Regions from separate parts of the Homo sapiens genome. Here region 2 is linked to region 1. Evidence: chromatin contacts called from ENCODE Hi-C or POLR2A ChIA-PET data. All regions are on one chromosome and are shown on one strand. Each heading gives the region's core, a stretch centred on a gene start or an enhancer-like site at or near the end of the contact. The rest is flanking DNA. Distances are from core to core; before and after follow the strand shown.

Region 1 (6,957 bases), core at 2,890-5,389:
GGTGCAATCTTGCCTCACTGCAACCTCTGCTTCCCGGGTTCAAGCAATTCACCTGCCTCAGCCTCCAGAGTAGCTGGGATTACAGGCATGCACCACCACACGTGGCTAATTTTTGTTGTTGTTGTTGTATTTTCAGTAGAGATCAGGTTTCACCATGTTGGCCAGGCTGGTGTTGAACTCCTCACCTCAGGTGATCCACCCACCTCAGCCTCCCAAAGTGCTAACATTACAGGTGTGAGCCACCATGCCCAGCCCCATTTGATTTTATAAGCAAAATTATATCTAGTTCTAAATTATTCCAGACTAATGGGTATTTACTATATCCTTGCATGCCAGCATATAAAATGTGCTTAGCGAGACAGAAAGTGGTTAATAATTCTTCCAACCTTGATGCAAAGATGGTGAGGACAGAGTTAAGAATAACTAACATTTATATGGGACTTACCATGTGCCAGGCATGGTTTTGAGTGTTTTATGTTAATTTACTTACACCATATTCTTTTTTTTTTTTTTTTTTTTTGACAGGGTCTCACTCTGTTGCCCAGGCTGGAGTGCAATGGCTTGATCATGGCTCACTGCAGCCTTCACCTTTGGGGCTCAAACAATCCTCCTGGCTCAGCCTCCCATGTAGCTGGGACCACAGGCATGCACCACCACACTTGGTTAATTTTTAATTTTTTTTTGTAGAGACAAGGTCTCACTTTGTTGCCCAGGCTGGTCTTGAACATCTGAGCTCAAGCCATCCTCCCATCTCAGCCTCCTAAAGTGCTCGGATTACAGGTGTGAGCCACTGCACAGCCACCACTTTCTAATATTAAAAGGGATGGATTGCGATTTTCCCTATTTTATGTTTGCCCAAATTGATATATTAAAAGGCTACCTTTTTCTCAAGGTCAGAGAGCCTAGTGGCAGAGCTAGGATAAACCTGAGAAATCTGACTCCAGAGTTTAATTCTTTTTTTTTTTTTTTTTTTTTTTTGAGATAGAGTCTTGCTCTTGTTTCCAGGCTGGGGTACGGTGGCATGATCTTGGCTCACTGCAACCTCCACCTCCCAGGTTCAAGCGATTCTCGTGGCTCAGCTTCCCAAGTAGCTGGGACTATAGGTGCCCGTCACCATGCCTGGCTAATTTTTTGTATTTTTAGTAGAGATGGGTTTTCACCATGTTGGCCAGGCTGGTCTCGAACTCCTGGCCTCAGATAATCTGCCTGCCATGGCCTCCTAAGGTACTGGGATTACAGGCATGAGCCACCACGGCTGGCCCAGAGTCCAATTCTTAACCATCACGCCATGTTGTCTCCTTCTGATACAGCAGAGCCCATTCTCCCATATTGGTAACATTTTCCTTAGAATATCAATGGACAGGTCTATCTGCACAGTGACTCAAGTGCAAAAACTGGAGCTTCTTCCACACTTTAACACATTACAATGCCAGTGAAAATAGGCATCTATTCCTGTACCCTTATGTATCTCACATGTCTTTATAGAATTGGGTTGACAACTTGGAACCATTCTAAATTCTGAACATTCTAGAACATTCCAATTCTGCGTTATGTGTCATCCAGCAGATGAGGAAAGAAAATCAAAAGCTTTAGGATGATAAATTCCTTTATTATCTTGTCCCTTAACTTCTATCTTCTGACCTAACTTCTAGGAACAACTCTCCTCTTGTACTGTACGCAATAGTTCTACTTAAAGACTGTTCCATGAAAGGAACAAGCTCTCATGACTCTCCATGCCTTCACCAATGGGCTAATTGCTGAACACATTCACTAGTTTTTTTTTGGAGAATATAAATTACTGTGGTCAGTAATCAAAAGCCAATGGACAGTGTTTCTCTTGAGTGGCTGTATTACCAATCATGCTTTATTTTTATTCTCCTTCCTTCCTTCCATAGGGGAGGAAAGACTTTTTCTCTCTCCTGTTAGGTTCTGTGGTTGGTCCTGAGAATTAAATAGACAAAAGACAGGTTAATAGGAGGGAAAGCATACAAATGTTATTTGATACTAATGTGTTTATGTGTATATGGGGCCTTTCATATGTAAGAAATGAGAATTCAAAGAGGTGAAAAGGCACAAGAACCTATATATCATTTTAACAGATAATAATAAATTATGGAGACATGGACAGTCAAGGGAGAAAGGGGTTTGGGTTTGGGGAGGCAAACCATGGGACAGTTACTAAGAAATACATAGGGAAAATTAATGGAAGGCAAATATAATTTTAGTAGGCTTGTTTGTATGGATTCATCTCAGCTTCGACTCCCCATCTCTGACAAAAATTCTCTCCTCTTCCTGGCACCTGGGGGGTACTTTTCTTACAGAAAATTTATGCCCCACTTTTATATACATAGAAAGTGGGGAGACAGCTCTTCCTGGATCTGCTATTTCTCAATCATCTTCAGCTCTAAATAATCTTCCTGGATCTGCTGTTTCTTGATCATCTACAGCTCAAAATAATCAATGTCCCAAAATAATATATTTTGGGGTGGCATACTATGACCCCTTTCACGTGTTTTCTTCTCATCTTTTTCTTCCTTTCTTTCATTCTTGTCCTTCTTTCATCTTTTTTCTCTTTTCTTTTTTCTATTTTTTGTAGCCTCTGGTTGTTTTTACATCACATTTTAACTAAATAAAGCAATAAAACTGTTTCTTCTGATTGTTTTTGCAGCAAGTATTCATCACATTTATAACTAAATAAGACACTAAAATGATTTCCATCTTGAAGAAAAAAGTGCTTCAAAATAAACACAATGATACCTTAAAATTGAACCACAATTTCTACCTGTTTCTCTTCCAATTGTTTGTTGAGGTTTCTGATGAGAATCGCTGGGTTGGCTTGGCAGAGAGACAGATCCTGAAGCATCTATTTCTGTTTTCTGCTTCTGTTTTGGCTCGAATTCTGGGTCTACCAGTAGTCTAAATGACCTCCACTTCCTCACTTTGACTCTACATACGTCTGACTGGCTGTGTTTGAGCCTGCCATACAAACAGAGGTGTGCAGTTCTCTTTAAACACCACTGTTCCATATATTTTCTTTCATACGATATTGAGTTAGACTCAGCAACCACCCCAATTATTCTGCCAGTTTTTCTTTATTATGCTTGACAACTACTTGGTGAGAGAATGGATTTTTCTTTGTGAAGTCAGCACACAGCCGCCGGTTGATTCTCTGAGAGAACAAGATATTTCACGAGTAACTGGATAAATGGGCCAACCTGACAGGACAGCAGGCCCTTGCCTCCAACAGTGCAAGAGAGCCTCTGTCAAGAGACCATGGCATTCCTCCCGTTTGGGAACTGATGACAGGATGGCTACAGTAAGCTGCAGCCAGATATTCTGCTAAGGAAACGAATAAGCAGAGAGATGAATATTTTGTATGCTTCCCATGTGTTCAGCTCTATCAGGCAGTCTCTCACACTTTATCTAATACATCTTCTCTGCTCTTCTTGACATAAAATTATCTTAAATTTTTACATGCAGAAAACTTATATATAAGGAACTAAAAAAATTAATCTGTTTAAAAGTTATACAGTGCGCAAGTGAGAAGCCAGATTTCAAAGAGAAACCAAACCTCTTGGAAACTTTGAAGGCCGACAGCATGGAGGTGGTTTGAGTGGACCCCAAACGGATGTGAACTGCCTCCTGACACTGGCCCAGTAAATGACTGGTTGTGGTGTACTGAGATAAACACTTTTAATTATTTTAAATATGAAGTAAAATCTAGAAAAAAATGTCCAGCAGAAAAAAAAAAAAAAAAAAACAACAACCAGCTCTTCTGGTTGTCATGGAGATAAGCCATTTAGCACTGCAAAGCCTTCCATGGGGAAGCAACGGCAATGGAGATTTCCAACTCCCAAGAACCGCATTCAAGGAGAGTTTCAACTTCCACTTGTCTTCCGAGGTCTGTTGTCTCTGAAAAAAAAATTTGTTGGGGAGGTAGGTATTTAAACTCATTTCCTGGGATAGAAAATCTAAGTAGCACATGCATATCCACAGAGCTTTGTTTCAGGACCCATAATGGGAACAAGTTTCCATTTCCTGTGAGGTGTGTACATAGTGTGTGTGTGTGTGTGTGTGTGTGTGTGTGTGTGTGTGTTAGAGAGAGAGAGAGCACCAATGAGCTCTCTAGAAACCATCGGAAGTGCCAGCTTGTAGAAGTAAACATAAAGCCCAGGCAAAGGACGAAAGAGAAAAAATTAGTTTGTCTCTAAAAGGAAACAGCCTTTAGATAGGAATGCATGTGAATCAGAAGAAACATGAAACTCTCATTCCTGGCTATACCATCTGCCCCACTTGTGAGGCACCGGCTAATTGTTGAGACACTGCTAGTGAAAATTGTGCAGGTTCACAGACTCTTAGGCAGCTGCTGTTTAGGGAAGTGTGGCGGCCGAGGGCCGACCTGGACTTCCGTTCTGGGAACTGGGGCTTCTCAGGAGAGTGGGTTTAGGGTAGCTGTGGCATGGAGGGTCCACAAGTTTCAGAAAATAGTGCCAGAGTGAAGTTACACTGGAGAAGAAGAGGTGGTCATACTACGGCATTCATTGCAAGGATGGAGACAAGGAGGTGAAGGCAGGCGGAGGCCCAGGTGCCAACTGATAGAGACAGGAGTACAGAGAAGACATGAGGGAGGATGGATAGAAGACAGAGTGGCTGAGGTTCCCTGCTGTGCTGAAGTTTTCAACGCAGTGCCTAAGCCTTAGCCCTTGGGTGGTGGGGAACAAGTCAAGCACACAAGGGGAATTAGAGAAGACCCACGCCTCCTTCTCTAGACGTGGAGGCAGGGAGTCAGGGAGGGCACATGGTTCATGTGGGTGCACACAGGAAATGAGAGAACGGAAACCACAAGTCAAGGGGCTTGCTGTCTTCTTGTCTGTTTGGATAAAAATAGAGCTACTGACTCAGCAGACAGTTTTCAACCTACCTTCAAGGCTCCCTGCTATAATTTTTTATTTCATTTCTTAATTTAAATTAGTTGATCACAGAAAAAGGCAGGTGATTTAAGCAGACCATATACTTCATTTAAGTCAAGGAACCATCATTGACACACCTAGCATTGTTGCATGCATATTCGTTGAAAATTCATCCATGAACTAACCATCATGATTAGGTACTGGTGATGGACAACTAAAATGATGGTAACTAAGTTAATGTACATTCCATATGTTATTCATTTCCAACATTTTTGATAAAGTAAGGAAATGGATAAGAGGGATACATTTTCAAGTCTGATAATGAAATAGATGTGCAAAACTGACAGTGGGACATATGTGGTTTTCAGAAGGAAAATGTTCATGAAAAAAGAGCTTCTCCATGATGGTCAAATGACAGGAAAGAAGCTGCATGCAGATGAGAAGAACTAGCACAAAGGGGAGTGTGAGAAGATGGGATAGCGGAAGCAGAGGTTGCATCAAACACTCGGAAGAGATCTTCTTATGAACATGACTATATCCATCAGTGTTTTCTCCTTCTTCTCCTAAAGAAGCAAGCAGACAAACAAACAAAAAACTAGAAGAATTTCCTAAGTCCTGCAAATTCAACTGTCCATGAAATTTAGAAATCAGATGATATGCTGACTTCAAAATACCTGTAGGGACTTTCAAAAGCCCCAAATAAGGCAGAAGCAGATGGAAGGAAGAGCAGTAGGAAAGAGTAGGAAAAATCAGAAGCTCAGAGAGTAATGAGTGGACTCATAAGAAGGAAAATTCAGGAAGATCCATAAAAATGCAAAAACTGATAGTCTGGTAGTACAAGAGCTATATTTCTCATTTGCAACAGTGGATATCTTGTGCCAGGACAAGGAAAGCTGGTGGTAGAAGTCACGATGGCCCCAGAAATGGAAATCCAGTCTCACACAGAAGAGCAATATTCACAGTGAGCATTCTGTTTCTGTGGCAGTGAAGGAATAAGCCCTTTGCTGTGAAGCCAGGACTGCCCTGCTTTGTCTCTGCCTATAGGACTAGTCTGCCAATAGCTGGGTCATAAAAAACCAAGTTTTTAATGATAAACAGTAAGAAAATTTATTGTGAATAAATATGTGGAAAAGATCTGCAAAGCTTTCCAACTGATACGGATTATTCTCCTAAAAACAGTGCCACTGAGCAAAGATGAACTGCAACCAAACATTTTGCCAGATTTTAAGGAGCATAATGAAGCAATTACTACTAAGAAGGAATGCCACAAAGTGGAAATGTAATAATTCCAGGAGAATGCCGAGAGACAACTGCAGGTTATAAGACAGGAATGAGGAGAACTCAGAAAATAAATAGAAGAAAAAGCGAAACCGTCATAGAAACGAAAAGGAAATCCAGTGGTCACAAGAGAGAATCGACGGCGTGATAAAAAGACAAAGAGTCCTGAAGGATAGAAATGAGAAAAATAAAGTAATATAGTAACATATAGTGAAAAAGCCCTAGAAAGAAAATGATAGATGTAAAATAAATGTCACTGGATTTTTTCTTTCTTTCTCTCTCTTTTCTTTCTTTTCTTTCTTTCTTTCTTTCTTTCTTTCTTTCTTTCTTTCTTTCTTTCTTTCTTTCTCTTTCTTTCTTTCTTTCTTTCTTCTTTCCTTCCTTCCTTCCTTCTTTCCTTCCTTCCTTTCTTTTTTTTTGACACAGAGTCTCGCTCTGTCACCCAGGCTGGAGTGCAGTGGCGCCATCTCAGCTCACTGCAACCTCTGCCCCCTGGGTTCAAGTGATTCTCCTGACTCTGCCTCCTAAGTAGCTGGGATTACAGGTGCGTGCCACCACACCTGGCTAATATTTGTATTTTTAGTAGAGGTGGTTTCGCCATGTTGACTAGGCTGGTCTCAAACTCCTGACTTCAAGTGATCCACCCTCCTTGGCCTCCCAAAGTGCTGGATTACAGGTGTGAGCCACTGCTCCCGGCCAGAATTTTCAAAGATGAGTGAAATAGAACAAATAGGCAAGGCATAAGTTAAATAAAATGAAACAAATCTGC
Region 2 (6,957 bases), core at 1,467-3,966, 150 kb after region 1:
AGAACTAGACTTGTGGGGCGGAGGTAGGGTCAAAGAGCATGCATTGTTTCAAGAGTTCAGATATACACGGCCAATTAATGTAGCATCCTTTAACAGTTTACTCATGTGTACTGAAATCGAAGGCCAGATCAGGCTTTATGTTAGGAGAACAGCTCATCAACCTTAGCATGCATCTTTGTCTCTCATCCCTAACCTTCTCCTCTTTAGAATATCTTTCTTGGTGTCAACTCCAGGCAACTCTGCAACACATGTTGTACCACTCCTTTCCCTGTGTCCAAGACAGGCATTCATTCAACATACAGCAAGTGCTAACTGAGTGCTCACCATGTGCCTGAGAGTTCTTCCTCACACAATGCTCCAAGCAGCCACTGCTAATCAGTCAGAATTGGCACATGAAATTTAAATGAACAATAGCCCAAACGGCAAAATAACGATCAATCATTTCTGCCCTTTTGTACGGTTAAATCAAGGACATTGCTGTGAGATTTCTCCTCCTTTCTTCTTTTTCTATGTAAAGAGCAGGGGAATCATTGTGCAGACCAGAGCTGATACAAGCTCCCCTACTTTTGAGTCACTTCAGTGTTACACCTGACCCTTCCTTTCTCCAGAGAGAGGAAAGCTTGTTTTTTTCCACCTATTTGCCCTAGCAATAGGTCAGTAAGTGTGTTGCCTTAGGGAAAGCTGTAAGGCACACCAGAACGAACCAAAACCAAAACAAAACCCTCTTTACAGTTATTTTTAGAACGCCTGAAACCCTAATTACTTCCCTTTTAGATAGTTATTAGTGAGAAACTTTTTTCCAACAACAACAAAAAAACAACACTTACCTATGAAAATTATGTATCTTTTTTGTGTGATCCTAAAATAATGTTCCAGACTCTTGAGTCTGCCTCTGTTTTCCCACATTCCAGGACTATCTGGTTCAATGTGCAGCTGCTCAGATGTGCAGGAGGTGTTAGGACCTTAACCTTCCATCATCCCTGGGAGGGGTGTGTATTTCCCTCATGTACCTGCCAGAGATATGAACTTTCAGTGAGCCGTGTCAACCTCAACAGACCAGAAACAGAACTTAAAAGTCCACTTATATTTCATTATTTGAAATCATAATGATGCACATCAAAATTAAAGAAAAGAAAAGAAAAAGGGCAATGTCCTTACTTCTAAACAATATGCCATATTTTTTATCATCGTATCTGGGAGGCAGCAGATGGTGGCGGTTTCTTTTGCCCCCACTCACTTCCCTTTCTGAAAGGTGCCTTCGAATCTTCTTCATTGGCTTCAAATCTTCTTCATGGGCTCAAAAGTAAAATATATCCAGGGAAGAGGATCCCTTTTTTTTTTTTTTTTTTTTTTTTTTTCCCCACAAACTGGCTTCTGGATTTGTCATGGCATGTGGCACTAACTGTTACTTAACAGACGACTCAAATCTGCTGCAGCACTGCCAATTTTCCAGTAAATCTTCTTTTAATTTAAAGTTATTGAATCATCAATCGCTTCCCACTGTTCACTTAAAGCATAATCAATTTATTACTTTCTCCAAATAAGATAAGCCTAAACCAACCGGCAATTCCAACTCAGGTTCTTTATTTATTTCTTGTACCAGTTTATAAACTTAAAGATTAGCAGAGATGCCCTGACTTGACCGGATGGTCCCGGTTTCCTGTGATGATCAACAGTCCTTGAAAGAGAAAGGACTTACCACTGTGGATTTAAGGGAAAAAATAGTTCAAAACAATGGATATTGTTTAACTTCTCATACTAAGATGTAATTTACATTGTCAGGAAACCTAGATTCTCTCTCTCTGTTCTTCTTTCAGTTTCCTATGGTCTTCTCTGTGTGCAAATGACTGGCAAGCCTAGGAAAGGTACCAGCCTTGCGTTAACTTAACCCTTGGCTCTGCCTCAGCCTTCTTAATTAGGAATGAGTATACTACAAAGGTGGGTAAGAAATGAAGTGGTGATGGCTGGTGGGGCTACTCAGTGAAGGCACAATCATGTCTTCCCCAGTGCTTTCTTCAAGGTCATAGAAGGACCCAAACACTAAACCAATCTTCTTCTTCAGGTGTTTCTCAGGGCTGGTGGTTCTTGGCAACTATGAGTTGCAGTTGGCCTCAAAGCCCTAAGATGCACCTGTTGCGTGTATGTATTTCAGGTTGAATCTCATACATGACAGATTCTGGAAGGCTTAACAAAGTCAGTGCTGGATAAAGGCAGCATGATGATACTGACTTTTCTGAAATTTTTTGTTGGTTATGGCCAATAATTAATATAAACCGTTCTCTTGCATTTAAGCCTGACTTAACTACTTCTGAGTTTTATTGTGGGATATAAAAATTAAAAATATTGTATTAGCATTCTCTAGAAGGACAGGACTAATAGGATAGATGCATATATGAAAGGGAGTTTATTAAGGAGTATTGACTCACATGATCACAAGGTGAGGTCCCACAACAGGCCATCTGCAAGTTGAGGAGCAAGAAAGCCAGTAAAGTCCCAAAACCTCAAAAGTAGGAAAGCTGATAATGCAGCCCTCAGTCTGTAGCCGAAGGCCTGAGAGCCCCTGGCAAACCACTCGGGGGGTAGGTCCAAGAGTCCAAAAGCTGAAGAACCTGGAGTCTGATGTTTGAGGGCAGGAGGCATCCAACACAGGGGAAAGATGAAGGTCAGAAGACTCAGGCAGTCTAGTCCTTCCACGTTCCTCTGCCTGCTTTATTTTAGCCACACTGGCAGCTGAGCTGGCAGCTGGGTGCCCACCCAGATTGAGGGTGGGTCTGCCTCTCCCAGTCCAGTGACTCAAGTGTTAATCTCCTTTGGCAACACCCTCACAGACACCCCGGGGCAATACATTGCATCCTTCAATCCAATCAAGTTGACACTCAATATTAACCATCACAAATAGTAAGCAAAAATGATAATTTTTACCATTATTATCTCAAAATTATGAAAGCTTTTATCTATAGCACTTCCAGTTTTTTAAAAGTGAGATTCATAAGACTGTGTTTACCCACCACACTGAATGCTACTGTCATGACTTGGCATGAAAAATAGCCACCCACTCAGAGTCCAGGAACACTGTGCCCTCCCCTGTGACGTCAACCTGCCTGGTTTATTCAGTGTGTGGCTGTTGCTCAGCATTCACCCAACAACATTTTTGATGCATGATGCATATGGTGCTAAATGCTGGGAATGCAAACCTGAGTAAGGTATTGTCCTAATTCCTGCCTAACGGTTTTCTGGGTTTCACTGGCTATGATTTCTGATCCCTCCCTCCCTCCCTCCCTCCCTCCTTCCCTCCCTCTCTTCCTTCCTTCCTTCCTCCCTCCCTCTCTCCTTCCTTTCTTCCATTTTTTTCTTCCTTCCTCCCTCTCTTCTTCCTTCCATTTCCTTCTTTCCCTCCCTCCTTCCCTGCCTTCCTTCCTTCCTTCTTCATTCTCTCCCTCCCTCCCACCCTCTTTCTTTCTTCCTTCCTTCCTTCATCACTCCCTCCCTCCTTCCTTCCTTCCTTTCTTCCTTCCTTCCTCCCTCTCTCCTTCCTTCCTTCCATTTCCTTCTTTCCTTCCTTCCCTCCCTCCCTTCCCTCCTTCCTTTCTTCCTTCTCTCTCTCCCTCCCCCCCCCCACCTACCTTCCTTCCTTCCTTCCTTCCTTTCTTCCTTTCTTCCTTCCCTCCCTTGTTTCTTAACCATTGCTTGTTAAGGGATGGCTCTGCACTGAATTCTGGTAATCACCGTGCTTTTCTTTTACTAAAGGTGGAACACAGGGGTGAATCGTTTAGGGCAACTAAGGGTATGTGGGAGAGGTTGATGCTTTCCCTCTCACAGGTGAGTCTCAAGCCTCCAAGGAAATGACAGAAATGCTTACAGATGGTTTTAGGCAGTGGTGCCTTATGGGGGGGTAAGTTTTTGCTTTCTTTTCCTAAGAAAAGAACAATCCAATCTGATTGCTTCCCAGTGTTTTGGAATTGGATTTGTGTTTTGCAGTGATGAACCTGGCCTTAAGGTAGGTGCGGGGTGAGCCCATTAGAGATAAAAGGTAAAACCAGAAATCCAGTGGACAGCCATCTGAAACCCGTTCAGCCTGAAGCACTTTTTTCTAGACTCAAGAGCATCGTTGTATCAATAGAAAAGGGCAAAGATGGTGAAACAAAGTCATGTATATCCATCCATGTGCTTTCTCAAGCTTTTTATGGGTATTTTCTACAACTTAGATGTGCCTTGTCCTCACCAAAACCCATGTGGAAGTTTCATTGCAAGAGACAGTGTTGGGAAGTGGGGCCCAGTGGGAGGTGTTTGGGTCATAGGGGTGGATTCCTCACGATAAATTGGTGCCGTTCTCAGGATAGTGAGTGAGTTCTTACTCTTGCAAGACTGGATTAGTTCTTGCAGAGATGGATTAGTTCCCTCAAGAGTAGGTTGGTATAAAACATGTCACCCTCCTTGGTCCCTTCCTTTTCACACATGCCTACCCCAGTTTTGACCTTCTGTTATGTTATGACACAGCAGGAAAGCCCTGGCCAGAAGCCAGCGCCATGCCCTTGAAATTTCCCACCTGCAGAACCATGAGCTCAATAGACCTCATTTCTTTCTAAACGACCCAGTCTCAGATACTCTGTTATAGCAACACTAAATTGACTAAGACAGTGTTATTTTGTAGAAGTAATGTAATCCCTCTGAAAAGAACATGGGATTCAGAGAAAAATGCCACAGCTCTTAGTCCAGTTTTGCCATGACCTAGTAGAATGAGATTGCTGATGCTAAAAATGTTGAAATAAAATCATAGTATAAAGGTCCTAAAACCACACCTGGCACGAAGTAGGCCCTGCACGAATGTTTGCTTTAGCTATGTGTTTTCTCACAAAGTAAATCTAAACTTTACTGAATTGCTGGGCGTGGTGGCTCACACCTGGAATGCCAGCACTTTGAGAGGCTGAGGTGGGTGGACCAACTGAGGTCAGGAGTTTGAGACCAGACTGACTAACACGGTGAAACCCCATCTCTACTAAAAATACAAAATTAGCCAGGTGTGGTGGTGTGCACCTGTAATCCCAGCTACTCGGGAGGCTGAGGCAGGAGAATCTCTTCAACCCAGGAGGCAGAGGTTGCAGTGAGCCAAGATCATGCCACTGCACTCCAGCCTGGCGACAGAGCAAAACTCCATCTCAAAAAATAAACAAACAAATAAATAAGAAAAAAATAAACTTTACTGAATCAATTTGTGTTCCTGTAAAGTGGAGAGAGAAATAAGTCCCCACTTGCCTGAGCAAAACACTTTGAAGATTAATTAAAGTAATGCATGGTAGTATATATGAAACCAGGATTCTTTGCTCACACAACATCCAAGAAGTACCAGTCTACAAAACAGATAGCCACGGGCTCTGCACACCGCTACCCCATTGCTGCTTGCTGCTTCCCACTGCCCATTCCTATTGTCACACCACAAGGGTAGAGGGGGACTTACAAACAACTGGTCTGGGCATAAGTATTCTTCAAGCCATAAAAAGTATGTGCATACATAAAACCATTCTGTAGATGCTCTCAAGAGCTAGCCAACAGGGTGACTCTGAGTCTTTAGAAAGAGTTAAGTGAACTTCAGCCTAACTTTCAAGAAAATATAACATAATTCACCAAAATGAGTAAAATTCCAAATAGTCATCTGGAAAATTTCAAACCAAGGAACACTTTGTTCTTAGACAACGCCAGAAAAACAAGGCATTTATATAGATTTTGAATTGTGTTTCCAGGAAATGGAAGAAATTCTCAGGTAAGAATTTGCCCAGCAGCAATGTGTGTGGTCATCAGGCCACTGACAGTTCTGACAATCAGGCAGCCCCTGACCCCCTCCAGTGCCCAGCCGGCCACCTCTGTGTGGCACTGTCGTGAACAGGGCTGTGTCTCTGCATCATACTTAGCTCCTCTGTGATCATTTCCACGTGTTTCACCTCCTGTTTCTACCTACAACATGTGGACATTTTCACAAAAGGTACTTCTCTAAGCAAATCAACAGCTCCGAATTCAAACCCATTCATCTACGCAAGAAATGTTCATTGAGTGACAATTTTGTGCCAGAATCTGTACTAAATGCTAGGGATACAGGAATGATCAAGAGAAACAGTCCCTGGAAATGATAGCCCAGTACAAGAGAGGGAAATGCAAAAATGGTAATTGTTAAATAATAATTATTGTGATAATGATGGCAGAGATGGAACTTGCATTTATGGGACCACAATGTTCAGTGTCTGCAAGAAGAATCTGGGGCTTATCTACTTGCTTATGAATTTGGTTTACGTATTAAAACAGCAAAGTGTATGTCATCATTTGGGAGCAGCAGAAAAAATGTAGGTGTCGGTAAGAGGCTGTCCTATTAATAGGTAGACTATAAGTATAACCCAGGCTGTTCTTTAATATGATTACATCACTGTTTTAGAAAACTATGGAAATGAAAGGTTTTTACAATAATTAGTTTGCATATTTTCTCTTCAGCCTCTTGAGTGAGCCTATTCACTAGAACCTAGGAATTTTCCTACACTCCCTCAATGCTCAATTTCAAAAGTTGCTGAGAGGAAATGACAGACGCTCTCCAGAACAGCTTCCTTCTGAGGAAAACTCTCGAGGGCTCAGAGCTCACACTAACCTGAAGACAACTGTGTAGATCTGTGCCATCCTTCAACAAAGAAAAAGGGGAGAGAAGAAGGGTTGATTACATGACATATTGTGTTAATACATAGGCTTGTTTCTCCCAACCCAGGCTGAGGGCACTTGAATGATGTCATGTCTGTTGTTCAACCCAATAACTTCCACTAAAGACGAGGAAGAGTGATGGGACATCAAGTGATGGCCACAGGCTAGGGGAGGCACTTGTCTTTGTCGTGTCCCTTAGCGTAGCATAGGAGTCAACTCCCCTTATCTGCTTAATAGACAAAAGATAAGGAGAAGAGAGATGGCACTTTTACCAGGGCATGT

Evidence for each region. A loop is a pair of places that touch in the nucleus more often than their neighbours do. ChIA-PET counts read pairs that join two places held with the same protein, here RNA polymerase II (POLR2A). Pooled maps may share reads with other maps.
Region 2: a loop to region 1 is called in a map with no recorded cell type, with 12 times the contacts of the local background. The contact joins the promoter of LINC00707 here to the enhancer-like site in region 1. A Hi-C loop is called at or near these places in 3 of 168 maps with a recorded cell type or tissue (A673, mammary epithelial cell and posterior cingulate gyrus), 6 of 37 single-sample maps with no recorded cell type and 7 of 50 pooled maps. POLR2A ChIA-PET finds 5 or more read pairs at or near these places in 1 of 52 experiments (MCF 10A).

The regions. Positions count from the first base shown.
Region 1 is chr10:6,925,578-6,932,534 of GRCh38, reverse strand. The region is part of intron 3 of LOC105376387 (a long non-coding RNA gene); the gene reads left to right. Among named protein-coding and RNA genes, the nearest start is that of LINC00707, 150 kb to the right of the region's middle. RefSeq lists enhancers at 4,400-4,489, 4,221-4,640. Within about 2 kb of position 4,139, at least 13 of the 41 ENCODE cell types and tissues checked have a DNase peak (open chromatin) inside an H3K27ac peak, as active enhancers do.
Region 2 is chr10:6,775,357-6,782,313 of GRCh38, reverse strand. It overlaps LINC00707 (long intergenic non-protein coding RNA 707), which reads right to left and starts at 2,716. Exons shown (of 5, transcript NR_038291.1): 1 at 2,427-2,716; 2 at 828-1,010. It overlaps LINC00706 (long intergenic non-protein coding RNA 706), which reads left to right and starts at 3,134. Exons shown (of 2, transcript NR_108074.1): 1 at 3,134-3,203.